Linked DNA regions of Homo sapiens: region 1 is linked to region 2. The links are chromatin contacts, found by Hi-C or POLR2A ChIA-PET in ENCODE. All regions are on one chromosome and are shown on one strand. The core of a region is the stretch at or near the end of the contact, and the rest is flanking DNA. Distances in the headings are between cores, read along the strand shown. Region 1 holds the start of IUR1 (imatinib upregulated ABL suppressing lncRNA 1). Region 2 overlaps FCHSD2 (FCH and double SH3 domains 2).

Region 1 (7,855 bases), core at 928-3,427, 140 kb after region 2:
AGAAAGGAAGAAAAGAAAGAGCAAGGAGCAAGGAGAAAGGAGCTCACATTTACTGAGCACCTATTATGCACCAGGGCCCTGATGTGACACATCTTCCTTCTAATCCCCACAGCAGCCTTGGAGGCAGATGTTTTTGCTCATGTTTAACAAATCAGAGAAAAAGATTCAGAAGTGCGAAGCAGTTTGCCGAAGGCCGCACAGATGGTAGATGGCAATGCAGGAACTTTGGCCCAGGTCTGCCCACTTCTACAGCCTGCACTCTTGTTCTTACCCAGGCTGGGTTGGGTTTAGGACCCAGGGCTGACAATGCAAGGACATGGTAGGGAGGAGGAAACCAGGAGTAAATTCCAGGCACTGCCCTTGCTCCCAATCTCCCAGTTGTCCCAGTGACAAAAATAAACCGAAGTGACCTTGGACAGCGGAGCCCTGCCTCCCACTGAAAGTTTCTTTTTTTCTCTTTCTCTCTTTCTTTCTTTCTTTTTTTCTCTCTCTCTCTTTCTTCCTTTTTTAAGTCTATTGATCCACACTCAGCAATAAAGCCACACAAAATAAACAGCTGATGGACAAAAAGCATGGCTCCTGGCTTGCTGAGTTTCTCACCTCCAAGTGGTTTCAGGCCTCAGAACCTCAGATTCTCAGATCAATTTAGAAATTTGTAGACTCTCACAGCCCTAACATGAGGGGTGTCCCAGGCTGCTGGTCAGCCCCACCAGTGGAGGAATCCACGACTTCCCAACTGGCTCTTCTGTGGACCTTTGTTCCCCTTTCTTAGGCATGGCTTCAGAGCTGTAGGCCCTGCCCAGGTGGTGTCAGACCCAGAGCAGAGAAGAAGCAGAGCCACTCTCCTCTCAGTTGAATAGGGCAATCTCAAGGCCATGGGGCAGCTCCCTTTGTGCCTCAAGGGAGACTATGGGGATGTCACGAGAGGCTGGTCTTAGCTCAGTGTGCAAAAGGCAGTCTCAGAGCTGAAGGGGCTGCTTCTGGAGACAGGCATGAGGGTGTGAGAGCAGGCTTGGATGAGTCCAGAGGCTTTCTGCCTCTGCTAATGCAGCCAGACATCAAATCTACCTTTGTGCTGGCCACGTCCCACTGCATTCCTTTCATCTAAGACCTCAACCTTTTTTTTTTTGTTCCATCCAAGTGCAAAGTCTTGCATTTCTCTTTTAAATTCCATCTTGTAAATATTAGCTCTTCATCCTAGTACAGTGGCTTTACATGGTGCGGTAGAGTTTATGTGCAGAGCCTTCATGTGCATCATCTCCTTCCATGCTTAGGACAGTTTGCTGGACCTCACAGAGGTGATTGATGCAGCATCCCCCCGGGAGCCGGGTGAAATCACAGACTCCAGCAGCAGCTTCTGAGATGACTGTGAGCATTAGGCCAGCAGGACCCCATTCCCTGAGGAGCAATGAATACAAGCCCATGGAGCCAGAGAAGGGGAAACTGGTGCAGCCCACATGGTGTCTGGAAGGGCTTCCCAAGGGCTGCTTCAGAGGCAGCACAGAGCCTCAGGCAGGACTACAGGAGGAGCAGGAAGAGGGGAGGATGAGTCAAGTCTACCTGGATTGGTTTGGGTGGAGTCCTTCCTGAGGCAGGGTGGTGTGGGGGATGGTTGTGTAGATATTTTTGAAGCCCCCCCGCCCCAGTGTCTGTGTCCCCTTAAACAAGTATTACAATCTTCCTTCCCTCCCATGAGCAGAAGAGGAAACTAAGGCTCTGCCAGGACTAGAGCCCAGGTGTCCCAGATGGATCACCTAGCCAGGGATCTTCAGCAAACCAGGCTGGTCCAACTGTCTGTCCCGAGCTCCCTGAGTTGGCTTGAGGAGAAGACTTGCTCCCTGCCCTCTTGGAACTCCTTTCTGGTTGGAGAGCTGGGTGTTGAGTTTTGTGTAAGGTTATTTAGGCAACAGTATTCCAGAAAGGCTGATGCTGGAGATTCAGACACTGGCACCAAGCCTGTGAGCATCACTCTGGAGCTGGACCATGAGCCCATCCTATGCTCCTGCCTCTAGACCTAGGTTGGGTTGTTCAGGAGCTGGGTCTGGAAGCAGATCAGAAAGCAGGGTCCACCCCAGCCCAGGGGCTGGGCCTGTGGGTGTGTCCAAGCTAAACCTCTACACAAGGATCCATTGTGGTTGCTCAGCCTGGCCCTGGGCTCTGCCAGCCCTTCCGGCTCCCGGAAAATGTTTCCCGTCTGGCAGCTCCCAGAGCAGCCTGTCCTTGGCCAAGATGCTGACTGGCCCCACACACAGGCCTCTCCTACCCAGTGAGGATCCTGGAGTCCTGGCAGCTCAGAGCTCTTGGGTCCAGCCCCCATTTAACAGTCAGGATCCCTTAGGCTCAGGGAAGTAGGCACAGGCCACAGCAGCACACGAGAACCAGAATCAGGACCAGAACCCGGCACTCTGGCCATTTTCTCAGCTCTCGCTACCAACATGAGGCAGAAGGATGCAGACTCGGAGAAGGGAAGGGGCTGTCCCATTACACAGTCCTTTGTGGCAGAGTCTGGAGGAAATGACTGGTGCTTAGCTGGCCGCTTGCCCACCTGGACCCCTCTCATCTGGGTTCTCTAGGTTCAGCTGTGTGGCCTCGTGAAGGTTGCTATTCCTGTCTGCATTTGGGGACTGAAGACTCCCCACTCTCAATCCATCCCTGACATCCTAAGCTTTAAAATCAGGCATAAGCGCACTGGATGGGGTGAGGAGAAGCAGCTCTGGAATTTGGGGCTTTGACAACTCCGCCCCATCTGTGTGTGCCAAGCTGTACCAGAGCCAGAGGCTTAGGGCCTGGGGCTCCCCAACCCTTACTTGGGCTGACAGTGCCACCTGGTGCCCAGTCGGTGTGACATGAGTCCCGCTAGAGATGCAACCACAAACCTTCGCTCTCTGTGGGACCTCTGAGCCACCCCATGCTAGGCGCTGGGGACATAGAAGAAATTGTGACCCCAGATGTGAGGGGAGAAGACCCACAGAGAGTGACCACTCAGGATGTGGAGGCTGTGACAGCAGAAAGCCCGGGGCCGAGGAGGGTCGCTGAGTACCACAGGGTCAAGAAAAAGAGGCATTGCCATCAATGTAACTCTCACTGTCTTCTAGGCCAGGTCCTATGCAGGCCTGGGGACCCTCAAGGAATCAATTGTAATCTAATAGAAAAAAGTAGGGTGGGGAAGGGAGCTCAGAGCCAGGGACTTGGAACTGGGTCTTGAAGAATGATAGTAATTCATCTTGTGAGCCGTGGGCATTCCAGGCTCAGGGAACAGACTATGCGAAGGCATGGAAGAGTGAGCTTGTGTGTATAAGCTTGAGGGTGACAGGTGTGGAGAGGAGGGGGACAGCAGAAGAAGTGCCAGAATACGAGGTCTGAAAAGTCACAACCCTGGGTACCTGTGGCCGACACAGCTTGTCTGAATTTCCTTGCCCCATACCTACCTCCTTTCTTGACCTTCAATGTCTGGGCAGGTACAGAGCCCCTGCCTCAAACTCCAACCCCATTCCCTCTGGGTCTGGTTACCTAGAGGAGGTCCTGATTCCTGAAAGCCTCCCCTCTTCCCCCAGGGCAGGAGCTAGGTCGGGCTGCCCACAGGCTGATCTGAGGGGACACAAACCTATGACTTCCCTGGCCTCCAAGAAGCCCAGGCCCAGCCCTTAGATTGGAGAAGGATCTTTAAGCAGTTATTTAACTCTAGACTCAGGTTCCTCAACTGATGGGGATAATAATGGTACCTGACTCATGGGATGTGGTGAGGATTAAATGAGAAAATGCATAGAAAGCCACTTATTTGCACCTTGCTGGCATGGGTTGAGGCCAGGTAAAGGGGCTCCTCCCCATTGCCAATCCCCCTGGCATATTTCCTTCTAGGGGGAAGCTTGAGGGCTCCAGATTTTGGCCCCACCTGGGCTGCCTACCCCCCAACTTCAGGCTTCTTTCTACATTTCCTGAACCCAGAGAAGCTCTGTTGTATACCCAGCAGGTGATTGCTTTTTCATGTTTCCCTCTGATTGTTTTTTTTTTGAGACAGGACCTCACCCAGTCACCCAGACTGAAGTGCAGTGGCATGATCTCGGCTCACCGCAATCTCCACCTCCCGGGCTCAAGCAATTCTCCTTCCTCAGCCTCCCAGGTAGCTGGGATTACAGGCACATGCCACCATGCCCAGCTAGTTTTTGTATTTTTGGTAGAGACGGTGTTTCACCATGTTGGCCAGGCTGGTCTCAAACTCCTGACCTCAAATGATCCACCTGCCTCAGCCTCTCAAATGCTGGGATTACAGGCGTGAGCCACTGTGCCCAGCCTCCCTCTGATTTTTTAAAAAATAAAATGTTCAAATACAAAGGAAAAAAGTATACAATAAGCAAATGAGCACCCATACGTTCTTCTAGACTCAACGATTAATGTTTTGCCTTATTTCATTCATTGCTTTGTCATTTTTTAAAATTTGAACTAGGGCCAGGTGCGGTGGTGGCTCATCCCTGTAATCCCAGCACTTTGGGAGGCTGAGACAGGCAGATTGCTTGAGCCCAGGTGTTCAAGACCAGCCTGGGCAACGTGGCAAATCTCTGTCTCTACTAAAAATACAAAAATTAGCTGCGCATGATGGTCCCAGCTACGCAGGAGGCTGAGGCAGGAGGATCACCTGAGCCTGGGAGGTCAAGGCTGCAGTGAACTGAGATCACGCCACTGCACTACAGCCAGAGTGACAGAGTGAGACACTGTCTCAAAAAAAAAAAAAATTGAACCCATTTGAAAGCAGTCACAGGTACCATGACACTGAATGACCCCCAACACCTTGGTGTGCAGCTCCAAAGATTTTTCATACATAACCACAATCATAATAGTAAGAAAAGCAATAATTCCATACTATCATCTAATATCCAGCCCATATTCCTATATCTCCCAACTTTCCCAAAATGGATTTTACAGCTATTTTGGGGAGTTTGGGGGAGTATGGAGGAGGAATTCAAGATCCAGTCAATGTTCTTTCATTGCATTTGGTTCTTGGTATCCTTGTTCTTTTTATTCTATTTATTTATTTATTTATTTTGAGACAGGGTTCTGCTCTGTCAGGCTGGAGGGCAGTGGCATGGTCACCACTCACTGCAGCCTTGACCTCCTGGGCTCAAGTGATCCATCTGCCTCGACCTTCCTAAGTGCTGGGATTACAGGTGTGAGCCACAGCCCCCAGCCTATAACCATGCTTTATATATTTTAGATACAAATTCCTTATCCAATACATAATATGCAAATATTTTCCCCCATTCTTGTTGTTGATTGTGCTTTTGGTGTTCTAAGAATACATTGCCAGGCCAGGTGTGGTAGCTCATGCCTATAATCCCAGCAATTTGGGAGGCCAAGGCGGGTGGATAACTTGAGATCAGGAGTTCGAGACCAGCCTGGCCAAAATGGTGAAACCCTGTCTCTGCTAAAAATACAAAAATTAGCTGGGTGTGGTGGTGCATGCCTGTAGTCCCAGCTACTTGGGAGGCTGAGACATGAGAATTGCTTGAACCTGTGAGGCGGAGGTTGCAGTGAACCGAGATTGCACCACTGCACTCCAGCCTGGGCAACAGGGCAAGACTCTGTCTCAAAGAAAAAATAATAATAATACATTGCCAAATCCAAGGTCATGAAGACTTATCCCTATGTTTTCTCCTAAGAGTTTTATAGTTTTGGCTTTTACATTTAGGTCTTTGATCCATTTTGAGTTAATTTTTGCATGTGGAATAAAGTAAGATTCCAACTTTGTTCTTTTGCAGGTGGCTAACAAATTTTTCCAGCAACACAGAGCTGAGAGGATTGGGATCTCAGAGAAGAAGGAGCCCTGCATTCTTGGCTTCATCTGCCTGGAGTGGAGTTTCCATCATGCTGAGCTGGAGGTGCACGGGGCCAGGGAATGAGCAAGTCGTAGCTCAAATGTCCCAGACTCTTACTATTCTTATTGAAATTTAGTAGGTTTTCTTGAATAAATGTTTCTTCATCTGCTGTATGCCCTTAGGACAATTCCCAGGAACATACATCTATATTGATATCAATATAAATATAAATAGATAATTATGTATGTATAACTTTAGCAGTTTTACTTGTTCTGCTGGAAAGAAGGTCTGGAAGGTTTGCAGAGCTGCTCATGCCACCATTCCAGAAGTTATCCACCAGTTCATTGCTTTTTGCACAGTAGTATTCCATTGCATGTCTATGCCACAATTTGTTTATCCATTCACCTGTTGATGGACATTTGAGCTGTTTCCTGTTTGAGGCTATTACAAATAAAGCTGCTTTACAAATAAAGCTGCTTTGAACATTTGTGTATAAGTCTTTGGACATATGCTTTGATTTATCTTGAGTAAATATCTAGAAGTGGAGTGGCTGGGTTATATGGTAGGTTTGTGTTTTAATTTTTAAGAAGCTGCTAAGATGTCTTCCAAAGTGATTCCCCCATTATGCACTCCTGCCAGCAGTGTGTGAGAGTTCCAGTTTCTCCAGATTCTCACCAACACCTGGTATGGTCAGTCTTTTTAATGTTAGCCATTCTAATAGATGTGTAGTGGTATCTCATTGTGGTTTTAATTTTCATTTTCCTAATAGGTAATGATGTGTTTGAGCATTTTTTCATGTGCCTATTTACTATCCATACACCTACTTGGTGAAATATCTGTTCAAATCTTTTGCCTCCTTTCTTTTTTCATAATTGGGTGGTTTGTTTTCTTATTATTGAGTTTTGAGAGTTCTTTCTATATTGCAGATACAAATTTTTCTTGGATATGTGTACTGCAATAGTTTCTCCCAGTTAGTAGCATGTCTTTTCATTCTCCTAACGGTTTCTTTCAAAAGGCAAATGTTCTTAATTTTGATGAAGTCCAATTTACAAATATTTTTCCTTTACAGATCATGTTTCTGGTATTATATTTATAAAATCTTTGCCTAACTCGAGGTCACGAAGATTTTGTTTTATTGTTTAGTGTTCTCTCCTTCCAATTTTTGGTTCCCATTGTGTGTATGGTTTTATATCTTGCTTTTTTTCCCAAAAAAACTTTAAAAAATTTAAATCCATGGAAAAATTGAAAGATTAGTATCATGAACAATGGCATACTTTTTGCCTACAAGCATCAATTGTTAATACCTTGCTACATTTGCTATATCTCCCTGGATACCTTTAAGTTGCAGGATTTTGTAACACTGACTTTTTGCAAGGTCTAGGAAACCCATCCTGAAAATGTTCTTTAAAAAACATCAACAGCAGCCTGTGCCATTTTCTGCGATAACAAAGGTCGTACTTGCCCAGTGTAGAGGACTGGGAAAAAACAGAGCAGCAAAAGAAGAAAATAAAACTGTTCCCTCCCCCTATTCCAACCCCATGATACCAGGAAAGCCACTTACCTGAGAGGTGGGTAGGAAGGACACACAGAGCTCAGATACCACCTGAAATTTGGGGTGCAAATCCCTGACTCCCATGGCAGCCCCCTATCCTGGGATCACTTTCTGCAGAAGAGCCCTCTGCTGGGAAGCTGAGGCCAGGATCTCCGCAGCCGACCTTGAGCCTGCTCCACCCTCTCTGGGCTTAGCTGGTAAAGTAGATAACAAGGTGGCTTGGCTTCTGTCCCAGGACACTATTTGTATCTTTACCGTGGTTACTTCTTATTGTGAACAGGCTGGGCACCCCTGTCTCCAGCACCCCACCTCCAAGCAGGCCTATCCCAGCTGCTTTTGCCTGGAATAGCTCCTCCTTTACCAGCCTCCATCCTTCAAAGCCCAGCTCAGGGTTGCTCCCCACCAAACCTCCCTTGACATCACCCCACCATTAGAGTTAGCTTGTCTCTCCCTGTATCCTTGCAGCAAATCACTCATCTGTTGTGGGAGAGGC
Region 2 (7,862 bases), core at 631-3,130:
CTCAAGAAGTCACCATTTGGTGTAGGTATTACAACAGGAAAGTATATGGGAACATAAAGCAGAGAGATCGAGTCAGGGAAGGCTTCCCCAAAGGAAATGAAAATTGACATCTAAAAAAAAAGAGCCTGTAACGAGAGGTGGGGTGCAAGTGGGAACATAGCCCCTTCAAGAAACTTCATACAAGCTGGCATGGAGCTTGTAAAAGGGAGAATGGCTTAAAGGTGAGACTGAATAAGTAAGGGCTATATCACACAAGGATTTATGTTTGGACTACCTTAAGACAACAGGAAATCAAGCTTGCGAGCAGTGCAGTGCCATTATCAGACTAAAATGTGATTTAAAAATCATTCTAGCTGCAGTGTGGGAAACATGGATTAAGAGTACTTAGATTGGCCGGGTGCGGTGGCTCACACCTGTAATCCCAGCACTTTGGGGGGCTGAGGCATGCGGATCATGAGGTCAGGAGATCGAGACCATCCTGGCTAACATGGTGAAACCCCGTCTCTACTAAAAATATAAAAAATTAGCTGGGCATGGTGGCGGGCACCTGTAGTTCCAGCTACTCGGGAGGCTGAGGCAGGAGAATGGCATAAACCCGGGAGGCGGAGGTTGCAGTGAGCTGAGATCGCGCCACTGCACTCCAGCCTGGGCAACAGAGCGAGATTCCGACTCAAAAAAAAAAAAAAAGTAGTTAGACTACAGTCAGGGAGACCCATAGGAGGCTACCACTCTAGTCCTGTCCAAAGATGATATGCACAGTATGGAGGCAAAGAGATGTAAATGGGACAAGTTTTAGTGCAAAGAATTTTAGAATTATGAACAGAAGAGACAGAAACAGGTAATCTCTAAGGTCTCCGCTTATAAACATACTCTGACCCCTCACATTTTAGATCTACTAGATGTAGCACAGAAATGGAGGAATTATAGGGCGCTACACAAGACATCTTCCACAAGAATATTCCTCTAACATTAAAAGATATGAAGCAACTACAAGCATATCCACACTCCCAAACCAGGATAAAACTATGTTAATTAAATACTCAAACTATGGAATTCTATACAAATTTATATAATTTATGGTTATTGGCAATAGTAAAAAGACCAGGACTTTGAAGTCAACACTTGAGTTTGAGTACTGTACTGCCTTTGCTGTGAATTAGTTATGAGTATTCTTGGATAAGACACCAAGCTAACTAGGTTAAGTAGGTTTTTTCCCACATCCCAGTTAACAACTAGTATACTGTATTTACCTATTTGATGACGTGACTTGAAGTTGAAACATGATGGTAAACAACGCTTATGACACAGAAACATTCAATAATGTTGTTTTAAAGAAATTTTATTTATCATGTTATTACGAATAGAAATCATGAAAATATAATAGACAATTTTAATACCGATAGCAAATATATCATCTTTTTTTAAGAGTTGCTTTTTTCTTTCTAAAGTTTTTCTTTTTTAAAAAATTATTTTTATTATACTTTAAGTTCTGGGATACATGTGCAGAATGTGGAGGTTTGTTACATATGTATACATGTGCCGTGGTGGTTTGCTGCACCCATCCACCCATCATCTAGGTTTTAAGCCCTACATGCATTAGGTATTTGTCCTAATGCTCTCCCTCCCCTTTAAGGTTTTTCTTTAAATATATTTACAGATACGTTAAAGTGGAATTTTTTAAAAGCCTTTTAAGACCAAGTGCTCACACCTACTTCAAAACATGAAGCTAGAAATTCTCATGTAGCCTGTCTGATTTGACTTTGGTAGCACACAAACATGCAAAAACGTTCCTCTTCCTGAAAGAAGCAATTTCCAGCTGTCTAACCTAAAACACAAATGATTACACACCAGAAACTGTTACTAATGTTAAAATTCGGTACCAGAGGCTGAGCCTGTACCAAGGAAATAGAGATCAAAGTTTCCACTCTTGTGAAAACATCTCAAGTTAGGAACCACATCAATAAAACACAATACTCAGAACTCAGCAAATTTATACTCATAGTAAAGAAAAAGTCAGTCAAAGTAAGCTTTAACTCTTGATACTACATCGCCTACATTGTTGAAGTTTCCCAATTTTTTTCAACTTCAATAAACTTATTTGCACAAAATGACCTGCAAATTTTAAAGTAAAAGTAAATAGAGCATTGCAATTTACTTATTAAGGATCAGGTGAATTTTGACCAGAACTTCGAAGCAGCAAAAGAAAATAAATTATAGAAGGACTAAAAGTCAAAAGAACCAAGACTGTCAATCTGTCTGTCAACAACACAACTGAAAATCCTCTGGGTGCAAAGTAGTACCTTTAAAAAGGTCACTCCACAGGCAGCTAAAGTACTATAGGATAAATGTCACCTGCTGAGTCAGACTCTAGAGGTGGGGCTGAGACACTGATAGTTTAACAAACTTCACAGGTGATTCTGATATGCAGCCACTATTGGGAACAACTAGTATACTGGTTAAGAGCACAGACACACATTCTCAGGTTTAACTCCTGGACCTTGACAAGTTATTTAACTTGTTTTTAGTTTTTATTTTTATGTATGTATGTATGTATGTATGTATGTATGTATGTATGTATGTATGTATGTACGTACTAAGACAAGGTCTCGCTCTGTCACCCAGGTTGGAGCGCAGTGGCGCGATCTTGGCTCACTTGCAACCTCCACACCCACCAGGCTCAAGAGAGTAGCTGGCACTACAGGCACGCACCACTACTCCTGGCTTGTATTTTTTGTAGAGACGGGGGTCTCATCATGTTGCCCGGCTGTTCTCGAACTCCTAAGCTCAAGCAATCCACCCACCTTTGGCCTCCCGAAGTGCTGGGATTACAGGCATGAGCCACTGCGCCTGGCCATTAACTTGTTTTTATCTTGGATGTCCTCATCTCAGAAATAAAGATAGTTATAGTACCTACTTCATTGTTGCTAAGCAAATGAGTCAGTGTTTATAAAGCACTTGGCCCAATGTATGGCATACATTAAGTGCTTAATACCTTCATCTATTCAATAAGTACTTACTGAGAATTTTCTACAATATGCCAAATGCTATTTTAAGTACTGAACAGTACTGAAATGTTCAGTTTTTATTTATTTATTTATTTATTTATTTATTTATTTATTTATTTGAGATGGAGTCTCGCTCTGTCACCAGGCTGGAGTACAGTGGCGCGATCTTGGCTCACTGCAACCTCTGCCTCCCAGATTCAAGCAATTCTCCTGCCTCAGCCTCCCGAGTAGCTGAGACTACAGGCGTGCACCACCACACCCAGCTAATTTTTGTATTTTTAATAGAGACAGGGTTTCACCATGTTGGCCAAGATGGTCTCAATCTCTTGACCTTGTGATCCGCCTACCTCAGCCTCCCAAAGTGCTGGGATTACAAGCGTGAGCCACCACTCCTCGCCCAGTTTTTATTAATGTTGTTAAAACAAGAATGATCAAATATTTAAGCAAACTTCTTACTTTTAGTTGAAAAAACTAAAGGCTAAGAGTAGACTGGCTTGGACAGGGCTCAAAGTGAACCAGTAGTAAAACTGGGATTAGAACATGGGTCATTTGACTTCCAAGCTTCCCAGTGGAGTTGACCTGTGGGCAGGTTTTAAAGGAAGAAAAATATACAATTAGAAACATTAAAGTATTGGAGCCAACATAATAATTTTGAAATGTGTGAAGGGTAAGAAACAACCAAAGAAGTATAGGAAATAAAAGACAAAAAAAAAAAACCCAAGCTTCATAATCACTATTTTGTACAATATTTCACAACGTTATATCGGTCTTTGGAGTCAAATAAATGTGGGTTCAAATCCAAGCTCTACTATTTATTTATAAATTGACACTGAAAATAATTTCATTAGTCACTTTGAGCTTTAGTTTCCTCAACTGTAAAATGGGCATAATAATGAAACCTAAATTTAATGATGAGTACAATGACTAGCATACTGCAAGTCCCTGATAAATTATAATCATGATTACTGTGATTAAAAACTTTCAATGTCATTATTAAATGTAGAATCAAGTCTATAAATTTTAGTTCTACTTTGGGTATCTTACTGAGTCCAATGAGTAATAGGTAATTTTATTTGTGTATTTATTCATCCGTGTAACAAAGCCTAACTTCTACTATATACAAGGTACTAACATTTCAACCCTCAAGAAGTCTTCCTCCACAAATATTGTGTTCACTCATAATTTTTTCCTCAAACTTTTTATTGATAAAATTTTAAAAACTGAGTACAATTTTCTGTAATACACATATTCTGCTTAATTGAAATTCAAAGTTAGTGTTCCCTACCATCAAAATCCATTACAAACGTTCATCTGTTAACGCGGATCTGTAATTAGATTTTAAATATTTCATCTTTGCAAATGTCTTCACACAGATAGGGACTGCCAAATACTGATATCAATTCAAGAGCATATGACTTTGAGCATATTCATCACCTGGAAGATATTTATAGAATTCTATTATATTCTTCTCTTGATACTCACATTTTTTAAAAATTACAGACTTCATATTTTTTAGAACAGTTTTAGGTTCATGGCAAAATTGAGAGAAAGGTACAGAGAGTTCCCATGTATCACTTGCCCCCACACATGCATAGCCTCCCCATTAACAACATCCCCCACCACAGTGGTACATTTACAATGGATGAACCTACACTGACACATAACACAGTCATCTGAAGTCCATGGTTTACACTAGGATTCTTAGTGCTGTACAGTCTATGTGTCTGGACAAACATATAGTGACATATCCATCATTACAGTATCATAGGGAGTTATTTTCACTGCCCTAAAAATCCCCTGTGCTCTGCTATTTGTCCCTTCCCCTTCATCCTCAACTTCTGGCAACTACTGATCTTTTTACTATCTCATAATTATGCCCAAAATTATTTTTTGCCTCTGAGTTTTTGATAGCAGCCTTTCTCTGGTATAGAATGCATTCTTTCTCCATATCCACACAATATTCTTGTCGTCTTTAGATATTCTAATCCCACTTACCATGTTTTCCTAAAAACTTAGGGCCCATACTGATTATGTTATGAATGTGGCCATTTAATCATATAAGTCAGATATAGCCCTATTGATAGTATATATTTGTAACTTTTATGCATACCTATCTTACTTTGTCAAATGGGTTTTACATTCTGAATATAGGAGTCCTCATTACCTTGTAACCCTCCAAAAGCAATCACACTTGTTATGCATAGAGCAGAACCTCAAACATAGTGGACAACTTTAGGAAAAGAAGAAGGCAGTTCTCTGGGATATCCAGAGCATAACCTTTTATATCCAATCCCTCACCAATTTCACACTAAAGAGTGGGAAACTTATTTTATTTTTATATGAAATATGTGAAACATAGGGATTACTCTGATGAAAAGATTCACCAAGTCAAGCTTTTTCCACAAACAAGTCTTCTGCTAGATGCTAAAATAGTTTTCCAGCTGAAATATTAAAAACAAAACCATCTATCACTAAAAAATTCTTATGACGAGGTGGGAAGATTGCTTGAGGCCAGGAGTTCAAGCCAAGCCTAGGCAACAAGGAGATCTGTCTCTATTAAAAAATTTAAAAATTAACTGGGCGTGGTAGTGCATGCCTCTAGTCTCAACTACTCAGGAGGCTGAAATGGGAAGATCGCTTGAGCCCAGGAGTTTGAAGCTGCAGTGAGCTATGATTGTGCCACTGCACTCCAGCCTGGGTGACAGAGTAAGACCCTGTCTCTTTAAGAAAAAAAAAAAAAAAGGAAAAGAAATTCTGATGACTGATTGATTCTTAAAGGGACCTTATAATTTATCCAGTCGAATCCTCTCAGATCAAGAAAAATGGGCAGTGACTCAAGATCACTCACCACTGATGGGCACCTGTGGTACATATACAGCGTGGATACTATGCAGCCATGAAAAGAATGAAATCTTGTCCTTTGTAGCAACATGAATGTAGCTGGCAACGATTATCCTAAGCAAACTAACACAGAAACAGAAAACCAAATACCACATGTTCTCATATCTAAGTGGGAGCTAAACATTGAATACAAATGGACATAAACATGGGAATAATAAACACTAGGGAATCCAAGAGCAGGGAGTGAGGCAGGGGCAAGGGTTGAAAAAATAATTAGGCATGCTCACTACCTGGGTGATAGATTCATTCATACTCCAAACCTCGGCATCATGCAATATATTTTTGTAACAAACCTGTACATGTATTCCCCTGATTCTAAAATAAAAGTTGAAAAAAAAGATCTGTCACCAAGTAATAAGGCCAATATCCATATAAATTATGACATGCCTCCCACTTTAGTGTTCTTTTTCCAGTACATTTTTTTGGCTTGACTTCTGTAATGACCCCCAGCCTAGTATTCATAATCTTCTATCAAGTTGTATCAACTTAGTATCTTCCAAGTGTATCTCCTTACTTCTTTCTAATATTACTTAAGTCTCCATAATAATTGCAGAATCACTGTTTATTTTTATCTGCAACCAGTTTCAAACTGGAATATCCGTGTATTCCAAATCCTATCTATTCCTAAGAGTCTAGTTCAAGACTGTCTCACTGGGAGTAAGCAATTCCTTTAGGATTCCTCATAAACCTACCTCCATAACAGAACCTAACTTTCTGCAGGGTGCAGTGCTCACACCTGTAAGCCCAGCACTTTGGGAAGCAGAGGTGGGCGGATCACTTGAGGTCAGGAGTTGGAGACCAGCCTAGACAAAATGGTGAAATCCCATCTCTACTAAAAATACGAAAATTAGCTGGGCATGGTGGGGCGTGCCTGTAGTCCTAGCTACTCCAGAGGCAGAGGTGAGAGACTCGCTTGAACCCGGGAGATGGAGGTAGCAGTGAGCCGAGACATGCCAATGCATTCCAGCCTGGGCAACAGAGAGAGACTCCGTCTCCAAAAAAAAAAAGAAAGAAAGAAAAGAAATATTAATATGTCACATGTAAGTTTGTCACAGGTGAATTTTAAAAATGTGTAAGTATGTATTCATTATAGGTTAAATGTAGCTGATTAATAAAATTACTCAACACAGCAATATATGCATTATTAGGACAAAAACTTCCTAAATTCACAGGTGAGTCACTGGATTCATTATCAAGGATAACGAATGATGCAGGACTTGTTCTTACATCAAGATCTTAGATGTGTCTTCTTTTTTGATGACTTTAAGTGTTTAATTATTCCACATAAGTAAAACAGACTGCTAGAAAAAGACAACAATTAATTTATAATTTATAGAATAACGAATGCAAATCATTTTGAAGTTTCTTTTTAAATTTTCATATCCCTAATTAATATTCATGAGGATATCACAAAAGCAGTTATAAAACTATACCAAAGATGATATGGAAATACATAGTTGTGCCAGTGGAAAAAGAAGAAAATTTTTCTCCCAGCAAAATGGAGGACTTACGTTGAACACAATGTTTCCTAAATAATAGTTTCATATTATTTTAACCAAATTATCCATTACTCAGAAATAACACTGTGGATAACCAGATAATGTTACACAAAGGCTGAGTTCATTTGTTTTGGACAGGTGGCCAGTCTGCAGCTCTGTGTCAGCAGCCCAAACCCACCCACAATGGCCCCAAAGACGATTATGCAAATGCCAACCAACCCAGCTCTTTTCCCAGGAACAGGAGAAGCCCTCCTACTAGAAGCTGTAATTGTTTCGCAGTCATGTGGAAAAACAAAAAGAGGGGTGTTTTGTTTTTTGTTTTTTGCCAGAGGCAGAGTGTTTTCATTAAGGGCACTATTACAATACATGTGAGATGTATAAACACATACACACAGATACACATTTGTATGTGTCTGGTGTATATTTCTCAAACACCATACAGTTTATTCCATCCTCC

What was found. A loop is a pair of places that touch in the nucleus more often than their neighbours do. ChIA-PET counts read pairs that join two places held with the same protein, here RNA polymerase II (POLR2A). Pooled maps may share reads with other maps.
Region 1: a loop to region 2 is called in a pooled map, with 5 times the contacts of the local background. The contact joins two enhancer-like sites. A Hi-C loop is called at or near these places in 5 of 37 single-sample maps with no recorded cell type and 8 of 50 pooled maps. POLR2A ChIA-PET finds 5 or more read pairs at or near these places in 3 of 52 experiments (CD4-positive, alpha-beta T cell, activated CD4-positive, alpha-beta T cell and activated naive CD4-positive, alpha-beta T cell).

What each region holds. Positions count from the first base shown.
Region 1 is chr11:73,175,419-73,183,273 of GRCh38, forward strand. IUR1 (imatinib upregulated ABL suppressing lncRNA 1) reads right to left here and starts at 7,485. Exons shown (of 4, transcript XR_950294.3): 1 at 7,372-7,485. RefSeq lists an enhancer at 2,633-2,682. Within about 2 kb of position 2,178, at least 24 of the 41 ENCODE cell types and tissues checked have a DNase peak (open chromatin) inside an H3K27ac peak, as active enhancers do.
Region 2 is chr11:73,032,616-73,040,477 of GRCh38, forward strand. All of the region lies in intron 3 of FCHSD2 (FCH and double SH3 domains 2), which reads right to left. Among named protein-coding and RNA genes, the nearest start is that of FCHSD2, 110 kb to the right of the region's middle. Within about 2 kb of position 1,881, at least 3 of the 41 ENCODE cell types and tissues checked have a DNase peak (open chromatin) inside an H3K27ac peak, as active enhancers do.